2 separate regions of the Mus musculus genome follow, and region 2 is linked to region 1. Evidence: chromatin loops called from intact Hi-C (ENCODE). Cell type or tissue: heart. All regions are shown on one strand. Links, peaks and the distances in the headings refer to the core of each region. The heading gives the core; the rest is flanking DNA.

Region 1 (6,261 bases), core at 685-5,684:
GGAAATGTTTAAAAATGAGAAAAGTTTGGGGTGTTAAAGGACTTTTAGGGACTTTGACAAGTTGTTCCACCTTTTGACACTGCAACTATTGACAAAGTTTACACTCAGGAACCATGCAATCAAGTTAATGTTACAGTTTGCTACATCAGTTGCCATGTTGGATGTTGCTGCCCATAGGCATCCTGGCCCCAGGGCATCAGTGGGTTGGAGACACCCACACGGGTAAGAGGTGTGGAGCAATCTGAGCAGAATGGGCAGCTGGGAATGAATTGGTAGAATGTGCTTAGCACACACATGGTCCTGGTGATCTCCAGCATCAATAAACGTCACTTGGGAGGCAGAAGCAGGAGGATCAGAAGTTCAAGGCTATTCTTAGCTACATTATGAGTTAAAGCCAAGCTGGGCTACATGTCTCAACAAATAACAGATGATGATGTTAGCCAGTGGGTTCTCTCTCTTTTTTTTTTTAAGATTTATTTATTTGTTATATGTAAGTACACTGTAGCTGTCTTCAGACACCCCAGAAGAGGGCATAAGATCTCATTACAGATGGTTGTGAGCCACCATGTGGTTGCTGGGATTTGAATTCAGGACCTCCGGAAGAGCAGTCAGTGCTCTTACCTGCTGAGCCATCTCTCCAGCTCCTGGGTTCTCATTTTTTGATAATTTAGTTATATTATGAAGTGTTTTTCAATGGTTTTTCCCATTTAAAAAAACAATTGTTCATACATTCTAAAACTTGGAAGCCAAGTGGATCATTGTGTTAAGTCAGTTGATATAATACATATAATCAAGAATAAATATCTTGGTATAATAACTAGATAGAGAAAAAAGTTGTGGCCACTGCAACTAAACAGTGGCTACTGTTTACTAAAGAGTGAATTTTTGTGTTGTGCTTTTTAAAAATACAACACACATATACTTAGATATGGATTATCTTAGCCTGTCAATTGCTGTAATAAAATACTGACCAAAAACAACTTGAAGAGAGTGCTTACTTCAGTTTACAGGTTGCAGTTGCTCATCAAATAAGGCTGAGGCAGAGCTAAGGGCAGGAACCTGAAGTCAGGAACTAAAGCAGAGACCACAGTGGAAGGCTGCTTACTGGCTTGCTCTTCATGACTTACTCAACTGGCCTTCTTATACAACCCAACCACCCGCGCAGGTGTGACACTGTCCACAGTGCCCTACATCCTCCCACACCAGTCATTAGGAAACTGCTCCCCAGACACGCCCACAGGCCATCAGCTGTAGACAATTCCCCAAAAGATGTTCCTTCATCCCAGGTAAAACTAGTAGTTTTAAATTGACAAAAACTAGCCAGCACAGTGATTGGTTTGCTGCTCCGACTTCTGTTTGGTTTGTTGTTGTTGATGTTGCTTAGTTTATTTTACTTTTGAAATGATTGGCAAACCACTCTAAAGGAAACCAGGGAAATGACATACGTGCTGGTGAAGTATTTCTGAATACAGATTCCCAAACAAACAATAGCAAAAAGGGAAGAACCACACATGAATTGACTGAAACAGAAATGGCTGTCTGATACACACAGGAACAGAAGGAATACAAATAACAACTTATACTAAACTCAGTCTCTATTGGTTAGCACATCAGAATAAGATCATCATAAAATACATTCATAGTCAGACAAAACAAAAACAAAACAAAAACAAAAAAACAGAAAACACCACCACCACCAAACCCAACAAACAAAAAGATGTATATTTTGTGACAAGGTCTCGTGTATCCAGGCTGGCCTAGAACTCCCTCTTGAACTGAGAGTGACCTTGAATTTCCAATCCTCCTGCCTCCAGCACCTGAGTGCTTGATTACAATCGTGTGCAACCACGTTCAGTTAAGAAGAAAACAAAGCACCTTTAGGGGGATTCTAATAACGTTCTCCAGTTCATTTTCCTATGAGTTAGGAACAACTGTGGTCAGGCTGTGCTTGCTAATACAAAGGAACGAACATTGAAAGCTACCCAGTTCCACTTTTCTGGTTTTTATGCAGGATGACTCAACATACCCAGGTGCGGATGGGAAGACAGAGTCAACGGTCAGGAATTTACACACAAGTCTAAGTCCTATTTTCAACCAAAAAGAGACTAAATATTTAAAGACCCTCTTTACTTAGTGATGCACCAAATTTATCAAGTAATAAATACTGGTCATTTTTGAAACAAATTGTGTTTCCATAATAAATCCTCTGTAGGACTTGTTACATCCTTGGCTGATGCCGGTTGAAGAAGGGGGACAGGATTGGAGTCAAACATTGGGGAACTGAAGGCTTTTCAAGGACGCTGGAGAATGGGAAGGCCTGGAGTTGCCAAGTCGATTGGAGCCTGAGACCAATTGCAGACGTCAAGCCTACACTACGCCAGGGTCAGGATTCATTCGGAAGGCTAGAAACGGGACAGTGCCTTCGGCCCAGAAAACGGGCTTCTGAAGGTCCTACGGGTTGGCCTGAGTCTGAAAAATCCTGCGATCGGAGACATTGCTGCGATCAGAGGAACATCTAAGGGCGGAGGTTGGGGGGGGGACACGGCTGGAACAAAGTGAGTCGGATTCCCTTACGGGGTCCCGGGTCTGACAACTGCTTTGTATACCCGAGCCACACCTGAATAACAACTTGGGGAGTGGGGACCGCGGCCGCAGGAAGTAGATCTGTGGTTGGACGTGGAGGCCAAGATCCGGCTGGCTGTCCAGTCTCTCGCGCCGGAAGTTCGAACCAGAAGCGGTAGTCTCTTCGGTACCTTTCCTGTAATCCGAGCCCAAGTCCCATTTGACTGAAGGCCTTCTGGGCTGTGTAGCGGTCTCTGACTGGCTAGAGAGCGACTCAGGAAAGCTAGCAAGACCTAAAACCATGGTGGAAAGACACGCGGTCGCAGAGCAACTATCTACACTGGAGTGCGTTGCCTGGGAGACAACCGGCAAGCAGACCGCGTGACAGTCTTTAGGCGTTCTTTGTGAGGCTCTGTTGGGCGTGTTGCCTAGGAGACGAAGGGTGAGTGGGCGGGGCGTGCAGGCGGTGGGTGTAGCAATGGTCCTTCTGGCTACTTGGCGCATTTCTGTGAAGACAGGCAGCCCACCCAGCTTTTCCCAAACGCCTGGGAACTGCGTAGTCCTTCGAGGTACAGAATCAGTCGCGGGGTCCCCCTAAGCCCCGAACTGCCCATTGTTCCGCGAGGAGAAGCCGTTGCTACCAAGGTCCGGAATCATGAAGGGCCCTCTCTTTCTTGGAGAGGGTCGTCCGCGGCTCTGCCCTGAAAGATTTCGGGGGCACTGAGGGAAGGAGGTAAGATTGTTTGAGTCTTGTCACCACGTAGAGAGGCCAAGCTTCCTAGGCTTGTTGTGGCACCTTCCACTCATCTACTTGTGGACTCTGTTCCACGTTTATAACCCAGAATTTAACCAGCGCCCCACCTATATTTGCCAACTTTCTCCAGAAAGTGTAATCCACCAGAAATATCAGCCTTCAGAACTTGCTGTCTAATGATGAACAAAACTGGTTTTCCTCGAGTCTCAGGTTTCACGGCTACAAATTAACTAGATGCCAAAAGCCTGGTTGGTTGTAAAATGTAAAAAATGGAGATGACGTTTCTGTTTCCTCTCCTCCCCTCTCCCCCCCCCTCCCCCTCCCCCTCTTGAAACTCTTGAAAGAGTTCCAGTAGTCTGGTCAGGAACACCACATCTTGCTTCAGCTTCCAGGTCTGCTCTACCATGTCCTACTGTCTGTGATCGCTTCTTACTATCTTTGCAACTCTATAACAAATGCCTTTATTTGTCATTCCCACAAGCTTTGCATTTTAACTTTACCTCTGAAGGGACTGAAGAGAGCAGAAACAAAACCAAATGTCACTTGGAAGTCACATTCCTTGGAAGGCAGGAACAGGGAGACAGAACAGTGGAAAAATAACTGATTGGCCTGAGGTTACCTGAATGACTTTTCATTCTGAGAGGATAAGTTAGGCCATGACCTTATGCTAGCTGAAACTGGCCTGCCTGGGAAATCCTGATTTCTCAAAGGTTAATTTTAAGAAAACAGCTTTGTTTCTGTGACAAGGAAAAAATTAAATCAAAACAAACAAACAAAAAACCCTGTAGTTTGTTTCCTCAGCTCTTTGTTGGGGGGCAGGACCCATAAAGCAAGGGCCCCACCTTTCTCTTCTACCTCCTGAATGCTGCAGTTCCAGGTGACCATCACCAAGGCTCTTTTCTACTTGCTCTCAGTTGACTTTGAGGTCATTAATGTTGGAAGTCACACAGCTGAGCAGAGAACATGAGTTTCCACTAGCTGTGCTGTATGTAGATGACACCAGTCATGTGTGCTGAAAACAGCTAGACTTGCTGGCTGGTTATGAGAAGATGGAAAGACTTGGCATATCACTTTCCCTCTTGTCACCTTTAACCTTTGGGTCCAGTTCTACTTAACGTAATCGGAACATATCCACCCTAATGTTCTTTCAGTGGCTTCTACTCCCTCAGCTCCTAACCACCCTCTTTCTCCTGAAACCACCCCAGTAGACCTAAGGCCCGTCCCTTCCATTGTTCACGGTCTCTCTGGCCATGGCTGGCCCCCTTCCTCTGTGTGAAAAGACCCCCAGCACTTGGGCAACAGTTCTGGCTCAGTGATGTGAATGTTGGTGTAATCACTGAGTTCTCTGCTGTGCTTCTCGATTGATGGGTTCTTGCCCTCCAAACTTCCTCCTCCGTCCTGCAGGTTTCAGTGGGCACAGCCTAGCAGAAAGATGCAAGCTTAATACGGCACGGACTGTCGACTTCCACTTTGATGACTTCACCGTGGAGTGCCTTCCCAGTTCAGATCCCCCAGCCTTCGATCAGAGGCCTCTCGCAGATCACCAAGAGCCTGTTTATCAGCAATGGTGTGGCTGCCAACAACAAGCTCCTACTGTCCAGCAATCAGATCACCACAGTCATCAACGTCTCAGTAGAGGTAGCAAACACCTTCTACGAGGATATCCAGTATGTGCAGGTGCCTGTGGTCGATGCGCCCGTCGCACGCCTCTCCAATTTCTTCGATTCCGTTGCCGACCGTATCCATTCGGTGGAGATGCAGAAGGGCCGCACACTGTTGCATTGTGCTGCTGGGGTGAGCCGCTCAGCTGCGCTGTGCCTCGCCTACCTCATGAAGTACCATGCCATGTCCCTTGTAGATGCCCACACTTGGACCAAGTCATGCAGGCCCATCATCCGGCCCAACAGTGGCTTTTGGGAGCAGCTCATCCATTACGAGTTGCAGCTCTTTGGCAAGAATACAATGCAGATGATGGACTCGCCAATGGGACGGATCCCAGACATCTACGAGAAGGAGACCCGTTTGATGATCCCACTGTAAGCCAGCCCACCAGTAACTCCAGTACACCAAGGTCTGAACTTGAACTTCGACTTTTGTTGCTGCAGGAGCACAGCAGATGGTGCTTTTCATGACGCCAGAAAAAGTGTTGCTATAGCATTTAACCTCGCAGTCCAGCCAGGTTTGGTGGTGCATGCCTGTAACCTCAGATTGCTGAAGCAGAAAGATTACAAGGTGAGTTTGAGGCCAGCCTAGGCTACATATGAGACCCTATCTCAAAAACAAAATCAAGAACAGAAATTCCCAACAATTACTATCTTGTCATCTGTGCTTTCAGAGAGTACATTCATTTCTTATAATATAGTGAAGGTAACTTTTCTGTGAGTGGTAGGGTGGAGCTGGCAGATGGTGCTGGGTCATAGGAACCAGTGCCCAGTGCATATGGCAAGCTGGGGTTCCTGCAGCCCTCCCGGAGATGACCAACCCAGAAACAAATCTGCCAAAATCCCACCTGGTTCTTTCAGAGGCAAATCCTGAAGCTTCCTGGTGCTCTTGGATGTCTCTCAATGTAAGTGCCAGCCTGCTAGATTAGGGGTCTTCAACCAGGGTTACAGAGACTGCCCCTTCTACCTTTACCACAGTGGCCCAATTCTGGTTTTCTAGATCAGATTCACACAGTGCTTGGATCCCAGTGGTGCCCAGATCAGCAATCCTACCTGTACACAGGCCTTAGTTTATACATGTTCTCAGAGCCTCTATGTGAGAGAGATGAAGAAATGGCTTGATCTCTGCTAGGCCTCATCCGAGAAGCCGCCTCCAGAGTTCTCACTTTGCAACCTGAGAGTCCTGACACAAGACCGCGTGCAGAATTGCAGACCATGAGACTCAGGGTCCCAGGCTGGCTGACTGTTGAGGAGCTGTGAGGACTGTGAGGAACAAGTGAGTTG
Region 2 (5,546 bases), core at 1-5,000, 370 kb before region 1:
TCTCCGTGGCCACATTGCTTCGGCTCTCGCCCGGCCGGGCCCGTGCCTCCCGTAGCCTCCGTTCTCGTTCCTTGTCCCTCTGGTCTGAGCCGGGGATGCCCCATGCACGTCCAGGAGGGCAGCCCAGCGCCACACAACACACATGCATAGACACAAGGGGCACACGGGATGGAGTGGAGGCAGCTCGTTAGAAACACCAATGACACAGGAACCCAGTGCCTCTCTAGGGATGGATGTGGGGGGAACAACCACAACTTGGCCCAGAGCTGAGTGTGTGTTGAGGGTGATAGAGTAGGCAGACAGAAGAGGGGACATAGAACACTTGCTGTCAAAGGGGCGTCTGGATCCAAGACAGGTTTCTATGGGAATAAGAAGGTGAGTCCCAAGGGAAGAGAGCTGGGTGGACAGAGCAGCTGAGAACTGGACCTTCAAACTAGAAGGACAGGAACAACTGGAAGAAGGAGCACCTAAACCCAGAGAGTGGGTGGAGGTATCAAGAGAAGCGGTCAGACCCAGGCAAAGGACACTGGAGAGAGGCTGGGGAGGAAAGTTAACTGGGTCTGCAGAGAAAGCAAGCAGGTGACGAAAAGTGACATCAGGACACATGCAACCCAGTGGGAGAGTGCATGTCAAGGCTGAGCAGGCGTCTGACTGCCAGCTGGGGAGTCACTGTTCTCAGAGAACAACTGTTTCAGAAGTAAATCCAGAGGCACAAGGGACAGAAGAGCTAAGAAGCTGTAGGAAAAGGGGATGTAGCCACACCCAGGGACAAAGACTAACAGGGTCTCAGCAGGAGGACGAGCAGCTGGGAGGAATATCTGGATTCAAGCAAGCCACACTGGACAGTAGATAGCAGTTAGATGTAGGGTGAGAAAGGCTGAGGGGGCCAACACAGGGCAAGGAGACCAGGGAGCACCCGGCTTGAGGGGAGGCGATGTGAGTGGACAACTACTCGGCTGGAGTGTCCACAGGAGGACTCCGGAATGAGGGCAGCAGCTGAGGAATGGAGTGGCTACACCTAGGAGGGCAGCTGGCTCTCTACCTCTCTTTCTTTGTCGGAGCTCACGCAGTGCAGCCCGGATGAGCTTCCTCTCCTCAAAGTTCGTAGTCTGGTCCAGCTGTAGACAGAGCGGTTGCTGCATACCAGGGGCCTGCCAATCCCGACCCTCTGCCAGCCCCCAGCCTACCAGAGCTAACTAACATACCATCTTGTCCAGGACTCCTTCGTCCTCAATGGCCGTCAGCTCCTCTGCACTCAGGGGACTCCGCCCCTCTGGGCCTTTGTCCACTCGAGCCTGCTCTGCGCCATTAGCTGCTTCCACTGTGGTGGAGGGGGGCTCTGCAGGATCTGGCTCCATCTACAGAGTGTGGAGAGGGTGTAGGGTTTACACAGGGATGTGGGTGAAACCTGGGTAGAAGAGGATTAGATCCTGGAGCTGCTGGCATAGCATTAAAGATAACGCCAGCAGCCTGCCAGGCCTGCTAATATAGGTTGGCCATGTTAGTTTCAGGCCTACCGTAGTGAAACCGGAAGAATAGAGTTTCTCACATATCCAGAATCATCCTAATACAAATTGGCAGCAGCAGCAACAGTGGCTTCCATGCAGTAGAAAATAGTATCTGTATAAGCACTAAGGATTTTATTGTCTCTGTTAGGGATAGGGGAAACTGAGGCTAGAGCAGCTGAATGACTCTCCCACAGGTCCTCTGTGAGTGCCATGTGGCCTGCAGGCTGAGCACAGTGGTTTCAATCCTGAGGCTGAGTTCTTTCTGATCTTTCATTTCTAGTTTCCTCCTAGGCAGCAGATCCCAAGTCTTGATTGCCAAGGCACTGGACCAGATCCTAATAAGGTGTGTGACTGGGGCTACCCAAGCCAAGACCCCTCGAAGGGCTATCCAACTTCCCTTCCTTGTTGAGACCCACTGTCTAAGGAGCATCCTGCTCTGGCCTATCTCCCCCAGGGGATCTCCCTCCTGCCTTGGCCCCTGAAGCCAAGGCCCAGCTCAGATATTATAGCACCTTCCCACCCCACCCCCACGGCCTCTGCCTGTCAGGAGGGTAAGGAGAGCCAAAGTGGCAGCTGTTTTGGAGAGGCTTGGCCTGGTTGAGGCTGCAGGACAGCTGCCAGGGCAAGAGCCTGGCACTTTCTTGTCCCAATCTTAGAGGGACAGCCTTAGAGGTACCTCACTATACACTGTACCAGTCTGTACAGTGAAGTAAACTGAGGCCGAGGCAGTGCTGGTACATCGACAGACATTCAGCAGAGCCGGGCTCAAATCAATTCCCTCCCACGGGCTGACTTACGAGACTGCTCCTTCGAGAGGGGCCCCCAGAAGAGCTGCGGCGGGTGCTAAAGGCAGGCGGGTGGGCCACGGGGGTCCCAGCATCCTCAGCTGCCTGGAAGAGGGCCTCGGGGTCGGCAGCAGCCAGCAACAGCTCGCTGGGCTCTAGCTCAGACTCCAGGTCGGGCACAAGTGGAACACCCAGCCGTAAGCTCAGCACCTCCACCTGCCTGGTCAGTGCATCGAGCCGCCGGCTCAGAGCTGCCGTCTCTGCTCGAAGCTCTTCGGCTGCCTGAGCCACTGGCTCTACAGTGGCCAGAGCTGCATCGGCTGCCTGGGTCACCGCTGACCGGCCTGCTTCAGCCACCGTCTGCAGTTCTTGTAATGCCTGGCTCAACTGTTCTTCAAAGGCTGCAGCCATCTCAGGCCCAGGCCCTGGCACTCCGGGCATACTGCTAGTGGGGACTCTTTGGGGTACGATGGTGGGACAGTAGCAGGGGCTGCTGCTGTCTATGCTGGCAGCTTCGCAGCTGGTCTGAGGGCGAAGGCAAGGGCAGTGAGCCTGCCCCGCCCCTGCTGGCCTCCCAGCCTGCCACCAGCCAGCTGGAGCAACTGCTCAAATAGAAACCTATTCTGGGCTCCTCTGCGGAGGGGATGGAGGGGGATGGGTAGCCTGTTCAGACAGGGGGACAGCCTGTTGCATGGCTCAAGGATTACTGAGGCCAGAGCCCGATAGGTGGAGAAATGGAAGGAGCAGGGCATGGACTGCTTAGTCCAGGTATATCAGCTGTGACACTTCTATTTGCTGGACTCCTGCATATATCTGCTCTCGTGCCCCATTATTTTAGAAAGCCTTGAACAAGTCAAGACAATGGAGGCCCAGGAAGATGGGACTTTAAGCTCTCTGTTGGAATGGGGGCTTGTCCCTGACAGACATGTCCTCTAGCCCAGCCAGTGTGCCCAAATCCAACCCTGGACTCTGCACAAGTGCATTACAGACACATCTGTTCGCCTCAGATGGGGAGACGGGTGAGTTAGGGCCAGAGCCACGTCTCCATTCACCACAAGGGCCCCTCACGACAGCCACCCCAACCTACTGGGTCCTGCTTTGTTGCCAAAAGACTGATCTTGTTCACATTCTCATCCTGTTACCCCTCTGAAGGCCCAAAGCGGACCATCTGACCACCTCACCTCAGTCAAAGTCCCATTCCGTCTTTCATACAGCACAAAGGACATTACCTGGGCAGCCCACAGGGAATCTCTTTCCCAGCTGAGCTCCCAACCAGTTGATCCTGAGCTTGGGAATGAATAATAGAAGGAATGCCTCGGATTCATTTCCCATGGCACCTGCTAGGCTGATGCCTCGCTTGCCCAGTGCCCCCTGCCTGCCTGTCTTCATCAGTGGCTCTGCCCCGCCTCCATGGCAAAGATGCTAATCAACAATCTCCTAATGGACTAGGCTGAGCTTGGATTAGCGTGGGATCTGATCCACACGTTGGGGCTGATGTTCAGTGTGGGGTGGGGACGGGGGTATATATGGCAGAGACTGCCGTAGGAAGAGGGCCAAAGCCCCTACTACACTGTCCATGAGCTGCAGCATTCACACTTGTTCATTAAGAGTGAGCTGCTCAACTTAGGTGCCAGGATCAAAGATTAGCAAGTGGATCCAGGCACAGTGGCTCACGTCTGCAATGCCAGCACCCAGGAAGTAGAGGCTGGACGATCACGGAGTCCAAGGTCAGCTCTGGCTATATACTTAGTTCGATGCCAACCCAGGATACAAGAGACTCGACATCAAACAAAACTAAACAACAAAAGATCAGCATATGGGAAGAATGACCTCAGCCACACCTCTGGGTAACATAGCATGGATCAGTCTTAGATCAGTCTTAGCCATGTCACCAACTGTGGATGGACTATTAGTCTCTCTGGCCTCAGTTTCTTTGTATGCACCATAGAGAATGCCCGCCTACACCCGTAAGCTGTCCCTGGAGATGGTGAACAGTGAGGCTGGTGGATTGTGGAGAGGCTCACCTTAAAGTTGCAGCCTCCTCGGTTACCAGGGGAGGCATGGCTGAAGGTAGTGACGTGAGTGACACTGCCCAGTCGGGTCACAGTCCCAGGGTTGCTGATGTGGGTGATGGTGTTCTTGCCCCCACTGCTGGTGCTGAGAAGGGTTGGGGGTGCCCGCAATCCCAAAGTCAATTCTGGAGGGGAGAGGGATGCTGTTGGGGCCAGGTGGAATGTAGGCAGTGCCAGTCATGGTGAGCCACACCCTGGACACTGGCCGCAGCACCTGCCGCACCAGCAGAATCAGGAGTTGGGGGTGCAAGCACTCCACCCCAGCAGTGAGAAACCTACCTGCTCTCTGGTTGCCTGTGGGCAGCAGCACCCGGCCTGTGGAGGCCTGACCACGGCCATCCTTGATCTCAATGGTAAACGTAGTCTTCATACTGCCCCCTGGCTCCCCAGTGCCAACGGCCACGGGCGGTGGGGTACTGGGCTCTTCTGAGCAGGGCTTGGGCCCCCCTGCTCTGTTTTCAAGGGACCTGAGAGCCAAGCCCCGCCCCCCAGGGCCCTCCTCTTGAGGGCAGCTCTGAAGCTCGGCCAGGGAATGAGCAAGTTCTCTCTGCTTCTTGTGGGAGGAAGTGTCACTGGGACTCGGAGAGGAGGAGTTGCTGGAGGAGGAGGAGGCAGGGGTGGTGCTGATGAGGGAAGGGCCCGGGAGCCTTGTGGGGGTCGGTGAAGCAAGGGCTGTTCGGGGTGGGCCATCCTGGAGCCTGGCAACCACGGGAGAATCAGATGTGAACTTTTGGACTCTGTCTCTCACAGAGCCAACTCGACGGAACTGGGACGGTCCTGCAAGTGAGGTTGGCTCTGGAGGAGACAAGAAAGCTGTCAGTGGCTGGGTGGGATAGGGACTGCTCAGAACCTAGGGATGGTAAAAAAAAAAACAAACAGTACCTCGATTTGGGGTTGGTTGTCGGGGACTGAGCACAGATAGTGAACGTTGGCAGGATTTCGTTTCAGACGGGTCTGGCAGGTTGGTAAGTATGTGGTAGCCATAAGGGGGATGGGGGGAGAGGAAAGGAAAGTGGATGGTGGGATGGTGTTCACGCCACTCACCTCTCCTCAACACCTCCGTAGCCTCCTTACCACACCCACTGCCGAGGCCTGCCCACTCAGTTGTAACTCTCCTACAAGGACCTCCTTTCTCTCCTGCACTGACCCCGGGGTGACGTGGGCACTCTTAGGGGCCAGAA

What was found. Peaks named below come from ENCODE experiments on the same cell type or tissue, not always from the same donor. Only the 100,000 strongest peaks of a DNase experiment are listed, where the experiment ranks them.
Region 2: a loop joins it to region 1, with 1.9 times the contacts of the local background. A loop is called at or near these places in 3 of 42 quality-filtered maps.

The regions. Positions count from the first base shown.
Region 1 is chr11:3,892,223-3,898,483 of GRCm38, forward strand. It overlaps 4921536K21Rik (RIKEN cDNA 4921536K21 gene), which reads right to left and starts at 2,904. Exons shown (of 3, transcript NM_026150.3): 1 at 2,618-2,904. The coding sequence starts at 2,865. Dusp18 (dual specificity phosphatase 18) reads left to right here and starts at 3,018. Exons shown (of 2, transcript NM_173745.5): 1 at 3,018-3,295; 2 at 4,721-6,261. The coding sequence starts at 4,790. The coding sequence ends at 5,356. In heart, for the core only: no CTCF peak of the experiment used is centred there; a DNase peak (open chromatin) is centred at 2,959; H3K4me3 peaks cover 1,695 bases; H3K27ac peaks cover 1,593 bases.
Region 2 is chr11:3,525,123-3,530,668 of GRCm38, forward strand. It overlaps Smtn (smoothelin), which reads right to left. Exons shown (of 20, transcript NM_001284427.1): 9 at 5,248-5,319; 10 at 4,645-5,160; 11 at 4,318-4,490; 12 at 1,206-1,358; 13 at 1,043-1,118; 14 at 1-84. It also overlaps a transcript of Gm11946 not described here. Among named protein-coding and RNA genes, the nearest start is that of Gm11946, 4.9 kb to the right of the region's middle. In heart, for the core only: no CTCF peak of the experiment used is centred there; DNase peaks (open chromatin) are centred at 1,305, 2,039, 2,899, 4,789 and 2 weaker places; H3K4me3 peaks cover 628 bases; H3K27ac peaks cover 1,257 bases.